Linked DNA regions of Homo sapiens: region 1 is linked to region 2. A link is a contact called in ENCODE Hi-C or POLR2A ChIA-PET data. All regions are on one chromosome and are shown on one strand. The core of a region is the stretch at or near the end of the contact, and the rest is flanking DNA. Distances in the headings are between cores, read along the strand shown. Region 1 overlaps TGFBR3 (transforming growth factor beta receptor 3). Region 2 overlaps TGFBR3 (transforming growth factor beta receptor 3).

The links. Hi-C counts contacts between places; a loop is a spot of excess contacts on that map. ChIA-PET counts read pairs that join two places held with the same protein, here RNA polymerase II (POLR2A). Pooled maps may share reads with other maps.
Region 1: a map of natural killer cell shows a loop between it and region 2 (2.9-fold over the local background). The contact joins two enhancer-like sites. A Hi-C loop is called at or near these places in 4 of 168 maps with a recorded cell type or tissue (K562, gastrocnemius medialis, heart left ventricle and 1 more), 15 of 37 single-sample maps with no recorded cell type and 18 of 50 pooled maps. POLR2A ChIA-PET finds 5 or more read pairs at or near these places in 6 of 52 experiments (AG04449, IMR-90, Panc1 and 3 more).

Annotation. Positions count from the first base shown.
Region 1 is chr1:91,709,834-91,716,086 of GRCh38, reverse strand. It overlaps TGFBR3 (transforming growth factor beta receptor 3), which reads left to right. Exons shown (of 17, transcript NM_003243.5): 13 at 3,545-3,844. Among named protein-coding and RNA genes, the nearest start is that of TGFBR3, 170 kb to the left of the region's middle. Within about 2 kb of position 2,471, at least 18 of the 41 ENCODE cell types and tissues checked have a DNase peak (open chromatin) inside an H3K27ac peak, as active enhancers do; they include gastrocnemius medialis and natural killer cell, where a contact is called at or near this core.
Region 2 is chr1:91,750,222-91,756,824 of GRCh38, reverse strand. All of the region lies in intron 4 of TGFBR3 (transforming growth factor beta receptor 3), which reads left to right. Among named protein-coding and RNA genes, the nearest start is that of TGFBR3, 130 kb to the left of the region's middle. RefSeq lists an enhancer at 3,389-3,889. Within about 2 kb of position 1,456, at least 11 of the 41 ENCODE cell types and tissues checked have a DNase peak (open chromatin) inside an H3K27ac peak, as active enhancers do; they include gastrocnemius medialis and natural killer cell, where a contact is called at or near this core.

The sequences.
Region 1 (6,253 bases), core at 1,222-3,721, 42 kb after region 2:
CCAGACTGACTTCTGACCAAAGCAGGAAATTTCAAGATTTAATACATTATGCTAAGTGAAGACAGTATTTTGTAGATGAATGTTAACAAAAAAAAAAATTGGCAAGTGTGAATTCTACTGGTAAAGCCCTGTCCTTTGCTTTTGGAACAGTAGTTCAGTAGTTGCAGTGTTAGAGTTAACCATGGAATATTTCAAAACCACCTCATATGTTATCTTTTATTTCTTTTTTTTTCCCTGCACAGTCCCCTTAGCCCCCAGCAGGGCAGCCAAATCCCTGTGGGTCCATGCCGCCACTGAAACTGACTTGTTATCTTTTAAATTGCACTCACTTTTAAGTGAAATGCTATGTGCTATTATAACTCATGACATTTTTTTTTCTAGATCATGATCTGAGTATCTGTATAAACTTATTTAAACTATTTCCTATATATAATGTTAATAATCATGTGCAACCTAAATCTGGAATCTGGAGTGACTACACAATATTAGGCAGTGGCGGTAATAATGAAATAACAACATCTAACATTTGCTGCAGATTTATTATGTGCCAAACAGAGTTGTAAGTATTGCAGCAGTTAGTTAACTCTTTAGAGCCATCCTATAAGGGAGGCTAATAATATCTTCATTTTATGGATGAGAAAATTGAGGCACAAATTTGTCTGAGGCCACACAGCTGGTACTAGTGGAGTTCAGATTCAGTGCTCATAGGCCGTGTGACTCCAGAGCTCTGACTGATCTTCGCTGGATACGACTATCACTTATCTCCAAAGTGCCATTTGAAAGGGGAGAAAACATAACGTCTTATCAATGCAAACATCCAGGTTCAGAGAGTGGATTCTAGAAAAGATAAATGTCCTTATGGCACCAGGATGTCTGCTGTTTCTTGTGCCCTGGGTACAACCTTTCATGTTTCAACCTTAGTGTTTCAAGTGGGCATATCATCTGTTGGTCTTATGGGAAGGTCCTCATCTAATGAGCTGGTTTTGGTGCTCAGCTGCAAGCTCAGCTTCATAGTGGGAGGGGTGAGAAGCTTAAAGGGTCAAAGTGGGGTACTTCCATATGTTAAAAGTGACTTTGGTGCACGTGTTTCTGTTTTGGAAAGACACATAACTCTCACATTCGCACTGACTCTGGGACAGAGCCCGCTGGCGCTAGATGTTGTTTTCCTTGATCATATGGATTCTGCCCCTCCCCCATTCTGAGAGTTCTCTTTCTTTGAGCACACCTTCTTTCTCCATTGGGGAAAATATACTGCCTTCTACATGCTTTTCCTAAGCCAAGATGGCTGTTTTTCTCTTGCTTTTCTGGCTGTACAGTTCACATGGGCAGTTGGTCAACAGCACCCTATTGCGCTGTGGATTTCAGGGGTGCTGCATAATTGCAGATTGTTCTTTTCCAAATCTATGCCTGGCTTTGCTGATTTATGCTAATCAGTGGTCAATCTTCCTCCTGTACCTTACCCTGGATATTTTGGGTTTTTTCCCCCATCCTTCAAATGCTGGCTTACTTGAAGTGTGTTATTGGTAGTTTTTTTTTTCCATTCTTGTTTTCCCATTTATACCTTTTCATATATCACCTATATTTCTCATAGTTTATCCTCTATTCCCTCTACACCATACAGTCCCTTTCATAATCCAAGTTAACAGTGTTGCCACCTGTTCATTGGTCATCTCCAGGTGACTGTTGGTCACATAATGGCAGTTTTCTTTTGGTTCATTTGTCTTGGGGAATTTACAAACCCAGTTGTTAATAACCCAAAATTTTAAATCTAGAATACTACTATTACTAATAGGTAGCATTTATTGACACTCTGGGAACTGTGTTGTTTGCATGTAACTTTTACTTTGCTAGTTTTCACAATTATGATATCTTGTGGGTATTCGTGTTCTCATTCTGTAGGTGAGTAAACTGAGTCTCGGTGCCCAGCACGTGAGCAGGAGAGCATGTAATTTTTATGAGCTCGTCTCACTACAAAGCCCGTAGTCCTTCTCCTACTCACTTCTGGTCTAAAAGTAAAATCCTTTTTAGTAAAAGATTTGCTGATAATTTATATATATAAACTATATATACATAAAATATATTAAAAAATAATATATATTTTTTCCCTCTGCTACAAAGGTATCCCTTTTTGGGATACCTTAGACATTCTGCCGCTACATACTTTCTTTTGAGATTAGAGAAGAGATTTGCAGTCCCTCTGTTACACATTTTGGCATGTGGTTTCTGAGTTCATGTTAAACGGCAGTTTTTAGTAATAGCACATATGTAATTTGCCACCTTTCCAAGATAGAATATCTTGTTTTTCAGAAGTATTGCAAAAATACTGAAGTGTTAGTATTTACAGAATGTCACCACAGTGACATTATCAGAATCCTCTTCATTAGCATTTTCACTGTTGAGTGTCCTGCAGTTAACCACCACGTAGGAATCTTTCACAACAGTGCTGCGGATTCAAAGCCCCATGTGATGTCAGGGGTTTCCCCTGGGTATCTCAGCGTGGAAAGTCTGTTTCTATCTCCATGTCTTTTGAAATGATTCTGCGGCTGTTGGTCTATGGGTAAGGACTAGCTGTTTCTACAAGTGTTTAAGTTTATTTTGATCCTAAATTTAGTCAAAGAATGAGGCATAGCAGGGAGGGGCAGTTCATGCAGTGATCCACGTGTCACCAAATGGAGAATCTCCTCTGGTCTGGGGATTTTAGCTAAGTTCAGGATAGTTGAGGTTTGAATTCTGTTTACACTTGGCTAAACATTACTTCCTGTTTCTAAGGAAAAGAACCTTAACAAAATTTGGACGTAGCCCATACAAGTGTTTTCAAAGGGGGAAGTATAAATGAGTCGGAAACGTTTCCAGATTAGATTTCCCCTAAACTACCCCTGGGCTTATGGAGCGAAGGGGGAGTACTTGGCAAGGCTGATTTGGATCTGTGAGCAGCTGGGACACTTTACCAGGCCCATGATGGCCTCCAGGTTGCACCGTCACTGACACCCAGCGCCGGAGCCAGCTCTGCCTTCTCGCCGATGAAGCAGGACTCTCATCAGGCTTACTCTGACTTTTTGCAATTTAGAAGCTCAGTCTTCCTGCCTAGGTTAAATAGATTTTGCCGCTGAACTCTATTTTTTGGTCAGTCTTTAAAAAGAGCTTAGCTTATAAGTGTTGTACTATTAAAACATTAGGGACTTTGCCTACTGGTGTTTTATTTACTTCGGAAAATCCACTTTAAATGCAAAATATGTTTTTATTTTTAGCTCTCAGAGGACTCATTGGGAGGTGGAAGAGACTTACTCATCTTGTATTTGAATCTAATGGACTAATATTTGAAAGAAATAATTCACTGTCATCATCTATATCAAATTGAAGTGGAAAATATCTTTTTCTTTCAATGTGTGTGTGTTACTTTTGTAATTAGAAAGAAGGCTATAACTATGTTATGAAGATAAAGCAGCGTGTCATCTGAAGGGCTGTCTTGGCATATGGTCCTTGTGCCTAAAGTGAAAGTGAGATGCTAACTCATTTCCTAATTCATCTTTCTGTTCTTTCATAGGTATCTGTTACTAAGGCTGAACAAGAACTGGGATTTGCCATCCAAACGTGCTTTATCTCTCCATATTCGAACCCTGATAGGATGTCTCATTACACCATTATTGAGAATATTTGTCCTAAAGATGAATCTGTGAAATTCTACAGTCCCAAGAGAGTGCACTTTCCTATCCCGCAAGCTGACATGGATAAGAAGCGATTCAGCTTTGTCTTCAAGCCTGTCTTCAACACCTCACTGCTCTTTCTACAGTGTGAGCTGACGCTGTGTACGAAGATGGAGAAGCACCCCCAGAAGTTGCCTAAGGTTTGTGGGCCTTCATCCATTCGGATGGTTATTTTGGCATTTTTAGGTGAGGCAGAAAAGTTTAATCCCAAGGTCTTGCAGGTTGAGGTTTTTTGTTTTGGAACTGCCCAACTGAAATATTAAAGTCACTATTAGCAGGGAACTGTGAGTTTTATGGAGTCTTAGATAATAAATCCTGACAGCATGAGTTTCTTTTTTCCATGCGTGCTACTTAGTAGTACCTTACGAGTGATAAATCAAGACGCTTTTCCATGGAGGGAGATTTCTGGCTTTATCTTTGCTTTTCAGATAGTTTGCAGGCCAAAAACACAGCAAGCCGAAAGGACAAGTTCATTGTGAGAATTAATTTTTCCAGGTCCTGCTGGGACTGGCATTGTCATTGTTTTTTAACCTTTTCTGTGTGAAATATAAGGTTGACTTGTCTCAGGGAGACTTCTAGGGGAAACTAACAAATATTTTAGCTTTTCTCAGTTTCATATCAGTTCATCATATTTGCCTCCTGTCACTCTCCAGATTGAATGTTCTATTGCCATAACAAAAAGCAGAACCATTTGACCTTGGTGGAATGCATTTGATAGGGGAGATCTGCAAGGTTAACTATGATACCCACTAGGTTGGTCTTGTATATGAAAGGTATCTTCTGCCATAGTTTTGTTTCTGTGATCTGCCATAATTATGTATAATTTCATATGTGCATTTATTCTGTGGCTATCTCACACAGAGTAAACTGATTTCCAGTCCTTTCGCAGTCATATATCAATGTCTAAAAGGCTAAGAATCAAGCAGTGTTATTAATAATGTATGTATGGAATTTTCTCATTTAACTCACAGATTTTAAGTCTTAGGTATGGAGGTAGGAGGAAAAACCACCATTTCCAAATAGATTACAATTGATCTGAATTCCTTGCATCATTATAGTCCCCTGGGCATCCTTTTCTCTGATAACACCCAAGAGAATTTTGTTTGCATACGAAAATAGAGCAGATATGATCATAATCATTGGGGAGCACATATACAGTGATTTAGACTATATTCCTAGGTTTGCTTTTGCGGCGGTGATGCCTTAGCCTTGTAGGCATTCACCATCAGGGTTGGGGCTTAGTGGACAGTGGTAGAGAGCCATGAGGAGCTTCATGTGTGGCTGTGGGACCAGCTGCTTCCTGTGGGCAGAAGGGTAACGTTTAAGGGTTAGAGGTCTTGGAGGGGAGACCTAGCAGTTACCAGGGATCTTTGCTGTGGCTTTGGCTGTTACTTCTCTCTGACCTGGCCTGGAACAGCCCAGCTTCATGTGTGTTAATCTGGGAAAATTAATCGTAAAGAGAGTTCTAAGCCTCAGGGGATGACATGATGGGATATAACCCTAAACCTCAAGTCGCCCTTTACCCCCAAGGTAAGATAACATGGAAAGAGCCTGGGACTGAGAAGGAAGCTCTGCTGCCACCAATGGGACTTTAAGCCAGTCTCTGGACCCCTTAGAGCCTGTATTTCCTCATATACTGTTATAATCATACCTGGCTTCCCTCCTGGGTAGAGGAGCAAATAGGACAGTATGTACAATGACAGCCCTTTATCTGGCAGAGGCTTGGATGAGCTGTTACCACTGTCTTTCTGTTTGCTGCTTATAGGTAATATTTTCACATTTCTATTATTTTCTGAGTGCTTTCTGTGACAATAGAGAGCGCCAAAGAATCTTCTAGGAAGAGATCTCAGAGATTGTTGAGACCAACCCTGCCCTTTGCTGATGAAACCGAGACCCGGAGAGCAGAGTGTCTTGCCCAGGGTCACACTCCACTGAGTTAAATGCGGAATCATAGACTCTTGCTTAACTGAAGAGCTCAATAGGAAAGTAACAGTAAACTAAAACAGGAAAGCAAAATGCAACTCTTTTCAGTCATCATGCCTCTCCACAGAAAATTTGTTGTTTTTCTTTACAAGAGGGCTCTTGTTAAAGGCTTTTCTCTTTTTGAGGGGGTAAGAGTAGGGCAGTGAGGGTTGTCTTATAAGAAGTGTCTGACTGGCATGTTGCTCAGAGCAGCAATGACAGCAAGGCCTAAAGTCTTTGCTCTTTTGTGTTTGGAAAAGATGGAACTTGATTAGCTTTTTGGGATGCCTGCTATAGACTTAAAATGATGGCTGTATTAATATGTCTTCTTACCATAGAAGCTGTCATTTACTTTAGAGTTATACCTATTAGGCTGGGCGTGGGCTCATGCCTGTCATCCTAGCACTTTGGGAGGCTGAGCTTGGCAGCTTGCTGGGAGTTCGAGACCAGCCTGGTCAGCATAGTGAGACCCCTGTCACTACTATATATATATTAGCTGGGTGTAGTGGTGCACACCTGTAGTCCCAGCTACTGGGGAGGCTGAGGCAGGAGTATGACTTGAGCCCATGAGGCCAAGGCTGCAGTGA
Region 2 (6,603 bases), core at 207-2,706:
AAAACTGATGAATCTAGTTAAAAGGGTATAGTAGAGTCCTTTGTACTAGCAACTTTGCTGTAAATTTAAATTAATTTCAAAAGAAAACATTTAAACTCAAAAGGTACATTTACAAGGTGGGCATTACAATAACTTTATTGTAGCCTTTTCTGGGAATTGCAACTCTTATTCTATATTAAAAAGGCCAAAAATCAAAAATCAGTAATTATTTAGTTGTTATTACTAGCACATTTATTTAGCACTTAGGATATTTCAGGTCACTAAATGCTCTAATACTTTAATTCTCACGATAGCCTTCTACAGTACCATAGTGTAGATCCTTTCTTATAGATGAAGAACTAAGATTTAGAGAAGTTAAGTAGTGGGCCAAATCACATGGCTAGTTACTTGCAGAGTTGGTACTCAAACCTAGATGGGACCCATTCTACAAGCTGTTATGCTAAACTGTCTGCCTTCGTACTCATAATCACTGTCAGTCTCCTCTAATTAAAGTTACTTGTGATAGTAATACTAATGGCTCTGATCATAAAGTCATATGCACATTTAGCCCTCATACTGTAGAGCTATACTGTCCAATACTATAGGAAATAGCTGTGCGTGGCTACTTAAATTACAGTTCTTCAGTCCTGCTTAGCCACATTTCAGGTGCTTAGTAGCTATGTGAGGCTAGTGGCTACCACAGTGGGCAGGTTATGGAGGCATTATGAGCAAAGGCAGTGCATGTCCTGGTTTAGATCCAAGCAGTGACCTTGGGCAAATTAATTTCTCTAAGCCGGATTTTTCTCAGGCCCTGCATCATAGGGCTGTTATCTTGAGTAAGTGAGATCACATATAAAATGTTTATAGACATCACCTGCTGTTGCTGCTCTTATTTATTTCTAGTCACAGTAAAGAGCATGTGGGACGGGTGTTGAATTTGCATCTGTATTTATGAAATATCTAGTTTGGCTGGCCCCAGATCAAAAGGGGTTCTGTTTCTCTGGGCTATAGGTCCAGATGAAAGTGTGGGCTACGTATGTCATAGTTGTACTTATCGCTGCCTGGATTCTTTCTTCAGTCTGCCAGTTCATGGGTTTTGACGGAAAGTGTCTTACTCTTAGTTATTAATTTGCTTTAATTTTGCTTAAAATCTGTAAAAACTGCTTCTTGGTCATCAGTTTAGACACTAACAATGAAAGAAGGTGGCCGCTTTAGTAAACAATTGAACGTCAGCCCCATTTGGATCAATCCCATGTAAGGAGATTGCAGATCAAGTAATGAGCCTAAAATTACCAACACGTGGGAGGCAGCATCAGGAGAAGTCAAGGATTTAAATTCCAGGACACCTGAACTCTGCTTTGTTGTCCAGCAGGCTTCCTTTAGGGAAAACGGTTTTTTTCCCGTCTGCACATTTCTTCTTGGCCTGGAAGAGACGATGGAACATCTGTTGTTCATTCACGTTCTCACATCAGCAGACAACGAGTGATGCAAGTCCTTGCACAAGCTGGGCCACTCTCCTTGGGCAGGCTTTTCCCTTCCTCTCTGTGGCCTGAAATGAATTTTAGTTTCTCCTCATCTCCTTGATAGCCTTTGCCACAGAGGGTCTGGTGATCAATAGAAATCCAGTAGTGTGTTCTCTTTATCCATTTGTATAGTTAAGAGTTAAAGTTTGGGGATAAGATAACTAAATTATTTTATATAAAGTGTTCATCAAACACTTCAGAGGGCCCACGGGATCTCTGGAAATTCAGGCTTCACCGTTTTCATCACTGTCTTCTCCGAGGTTACCCAGGGAGCCTAAAGGAGCTGTGGAAAGCGAATGGGTCTCTTGACTCTCAGTCCACGATGCATGTATCCTTGCCTGTTTCCTGATATGCTGCTGGATGGTTTGCATTTCTGTCTCAGAGCTGTCTACTGTGTACGTAGAGTTACAGAACTTTTAACTGTTTTTTTTTAAATAGGGCAATGAGAAAAGTTCAAGTAATAGCATCTACTCATTTATCAGGGTGACCTTTTTATTTAAATGGACATGTCTGTGTTGTTATGACTGCCCAAATTAAAAAAGGAAAACTTTCATAATTAGTTAGGAGGGCCTTATGTTACCCAGGACATCGCAGCCACCCTTGAGGGTGACTGAAAACATACTTTAATACTAGTAATAAAGGCATCTGTCTTTTTCTGTCAAATCATTTCAGTCCTTCTCACCCCCTCACAGCACAGGCAAGAAGGGAACGTGTCAGGCAGGGAGAAAGTGGGATTTGGTTTTCTCTGCAGGTGCAGCTCCTTTATCTGGTTATTCTGGTTACCTAGGAAATATGAGTGGGATGAAGAGTGATGCTTTCAGGCTGAGTTTCAAGTAGTGAATCTTTGAGTGTGAGTCACACACACACGTGATGAAGTTGTAATAATCTTATAGTTTTCCTTTTGCAGGGTGTATGGGTGGCCCAGAGAACAATCAGAAATAAAAATCATCTTACCCTCTCAGTGTGCCATGTTGAAACTGCAAATAATCTCTTAGAAGGATCACATAAGCCTGTTTTTATTTATGCATTCATTTCTACACTGAAAAAAAAAGTAAGATAACTTAACTGGGTGATGATGCCTGAACCTTCAACCTGAATTTGCTAAAATGAGAGCCACAGTATGAAGTTGTCTTTAAGGACATACTACAATTTAAATACACGGTTTCTAGAGAAAAGACACAAATGGCCAAAAAACACATGAAAAGATGCTCAATATCATGAGTCATTAGGGACATGCTAATGAAAACCACAGTGAGATGCCACTTCACACTAGGATGGCTTTAATAAAAAAGGCGATAACAAGGGTTGTGAAAGCTGTAGGGAAATTGGAACACGCATACATTGCTGGTGGGAATGTAAAATGGTTCTGTGGAAAACTGAGCAAAACACATGTCCCCAAGAACTTGTCCACAAATGTCCAAAGCATCATTATTCACAGTAACCAAAAAGTGGAAACAACCCAAATGTCTACCAACAGATGAGTGGATGAAAACAGTGCTATATCCATATAATGGAATATTAGCCATAAAAAGGATTGAAGTTCTGATACATACCACAACATAGATGGGTCTTGAAAACATTATACTAAGTGAAAGAAGCCAGATGCTAATTGTCACAAGTTGTATGATTCCAATTTATATAAAATGTCCAGAATGGGCAAATCTATAGAAACAGAAAGTAGATTAGTAATTGCCAGGGGCTGATGGGAGGGGAAAATGGGGAATGACTACTAATGATACGAGATTTCTTTTGGGAGGTGACAAAAATGTTCTATAATTACATAGTGGTGAATATACCACACCTTGTGAATACACACAGAAACACTGAATTGTACAGTTTAAAAGGCTGAATATTATGGTATGTGGACTGTATTTCATAAAACTAGTAAAAACTTGCTGCAGCACTTTTTTTTTTTTTTTTTTTTTTTTTTTTGAGGACAGAGTCTCACTCCCTTACTCAGGCTGGAGTGCAGTGGTGCAAACATGCCTCACTGTAGCCTCAACCTTCTGGGCTCAAGCGATCCTCCTGCCTCAGCCTCCCGAGTAGCTGGGACTACAGGTGCATGCCAACATGACCAGCTGATTTTTTTTGGTATTTTTTGTAGAGATAGGGTTTTGCCATATTGTCCAGGCTAATCTCAAACTCCTGGTCTCAAGTGATGCACCCACTTTGGCCTCCCAAAGTGCTGGGTTTATAGGCGCGAGCCACAGTGCTGGGCAGGGACTAGGTTTTTAAATGTATCTTTTTACTTTATTCCATGTACCTGATTTTTTTTTCTTTTTTTCTTTTTTTTTTTGAGAGAGGGTCTGGCTCTGTAGCCCAAGCTAGAGTTCAGTGGCATGATCTCGGCTCACTGTAACCTCTGCTGCCTGGGCTCAAACCATCCTCTCACCTCAGCCTCCCGAGTAGCTGGGATTACAGGCATGTACCCCCACACCCAGCTAATTTTTGACTTTTTTTTTTGTAAAGATGGGGTTTCACTTTGTTGCCCAGGCTGGTCTTAAACTCTTGGGCTGAAGCCGTCCACCTGCCTTGGCCTCCCAAAGTACTGGGATTACAGGTGTGAGCCACTATGCCCGGCCTCTAATTTTTTTTTTTTAATCTTGCTTTATTTGTATTCCAAACTTGAGCATTCTCTCCTGCAAGGTCTGTAGACTTGGAGCCCTAGGACAAGCAGACGTTTTCAAGATGAGACCCTAGTGCCTGGCTTTTAATAACCTAAAATACCTAGTCCAGAGGCCTTGGCCAGCTTACTTATGTCAGGCTTAGTCACTTTGCATGCTCATAAGGAAAAAAGGGTATCTAAGATTAGAAGTTTCAAGAAATAAGCAGCTTCTTCCAACCTCATTCACTCTCGATATTACTGTGCTGTGATCTATTTTTTTCTAGCCATTTATCATTAAAATCAGAGAGCAAATGTATGTGAATGTGTGTATGTTTGAGTGGGGGATGGGGCATAGAAGGGGATTTTGGTCTTTGAGGTACAATTGCTGGAGCTGGCATATAAAAATAGAGGATGCCCAATTAAAGTTGAATTTCAGATAAATAACAAATCATTTTGTTAGTGTGCCCATGTAGTATATGGGACATAACATATACTGAAAAAGTATTCATTGTTTACCTGAAATTCAACTTTAACTGGGTGTCCTGTACTTTATTGGGCAGCTCTACTCGGAGGTAATTCAGGTTTTTGTTTCCAGTTAACACCCTGGCCTGGGTGTTAGGAGGCCTGAGTACTAGTCTTGGCTCTGCCACTAACTAGTTATATACATCATCGGGAAAAAAAATCACTTAACTACTCAGACCTCGTTTCCTCATTTCTAAAATGAGGGGATCGTACTAGCTCATCTCTAAAGTTCCTCCCAGCTTTTAAACTCTGTGATTCTTTGATAGTACGACTGCTAGATGTTATATCCCAATTTAATTTGGAACAGAAACTGGCAAATTGAGCATTGCCTCTTCAGCAAATCCAAGTAAATATCAAGGCAGGGCAGTTGCAATAAATGACAGAAACTAAACTCTATGCTATTAGCTTTGGATTAAAAACAAATCAAAACTTAATCCTAATGAAAAATGTAAATTAATAAATTTAAAACCAGTTTTGTATTTTCAAGAAGCGGGGAGGGATGGGTGAAGAAGCTGGAGCTGCCAACATCTAGTTTATTCCTTTTACTTAAACTAGAGGCATTAAAAAAAAAAAGGTCCAAATATTTTGGGCCTCTGCCACCAAACCACAGGCAGTTCTCTGGTCTGCACTGGAGTTTGGATGACTGACAAGACTCAGTGAAAAACAAGTGCTATTTGTTTTCCTGTGCCTAGTATTTAACTGGAAATCAGAAGGCTAAATTTCCAATCAGTTGCTAAATAGCCCCAGATGTGTGCTCAGTGCAGCACTAGGAAGGGACACGCACAGCCCATACCACCGTGCATGTCCAGCTGTTACCTTTTCATGAAGCCAAGTGATGTGTAACTGAGGGTTGTAGTGTCTGTCCAAAAACGCCCTAAGAATAACTCAGACATTCAAGTTTGCTTGTGGAGAAGGGAACTTTTTTTAAAAAAAATTCTGTATTCTATTGTGTTACATTTAAAAATCTGGAAATAATTTTTTTCTTTGCTAATTTCCTTCTTTCCCTTCTTTGGCAGTTCCCCCACCCCCATGTTTAGAAAAAAACACAGAATTAGCATACCGGGTATGATGGTTTATGTATGTGCTTGTTCATTCATCCAACACACAGTTTTTAGTGCCTGACTGTGAACTGTGCTAGCTGTGGAGGATCTAGGGAAAACTGGGGTGAATTGCCTGTCGTCAGGGAGCTTCCCATTGTGTGGGAGAGCTGATTGAAAAATTGGGAATTGCAGTTTAGTGTGCTAAGTACTATTACGCTAAATAATAGTGAAAATTGGAGAAGATGAGAATAGTAGAAATTGGAGAAAATGAGAATTCTCTTCTTCCAAATGCAATCAAGGCAGCTTCCTGCATGAGGTTGGCTCTGGAGAACAGCATGTGGCAAATGGGTCAAGGTTGCAGACACAAACACAGCTCTTGGCTCGGCCAGAAGCATTACCCCTGTATTCCAGGGACCCGGATATACCAGTTTGTGTTTTGCAGTGAGGTCTTTCCCCAGATAAATTCTCTCTTGAAGGGAGATTAAATAACTAAATGTTTCAAGATTGCTGGTGGTTCTTCTTCTTTTTTTAAATGTCTCTTGTGGAATGACTCATTGTGTCCTGTGGGATATTCCAAGTGGTTGTGTACCATGCATTTTTATTCCGGAGTCTGCTCATCTGTTGGTTTTGTGGCTTGTCCTTAAGGGCCTTAATTATATGGGTCTTGATCCTCTCATGAACTAGGGTCAGTCAACTACCCTAGTTCAAACAAGTCATTCCTGTTTCCTAGGAATAGGAGTTTTTGGCCCTATTGTGGCCATTGAGCTCTTCCTAAATGTCACTATGGCAATTAGAACATTGGAAAGAGCCCAGTTTCAACTGGTAAACCTGGTCCAGAAGGGGTTTTTGAAAGACTCCCTGGGATTTATTCTAACTTGCTAGGTTAAGGCTGGTGAATGTTGTGAGTGAGTGAATGGCCCGTGGCCCCTGGGAG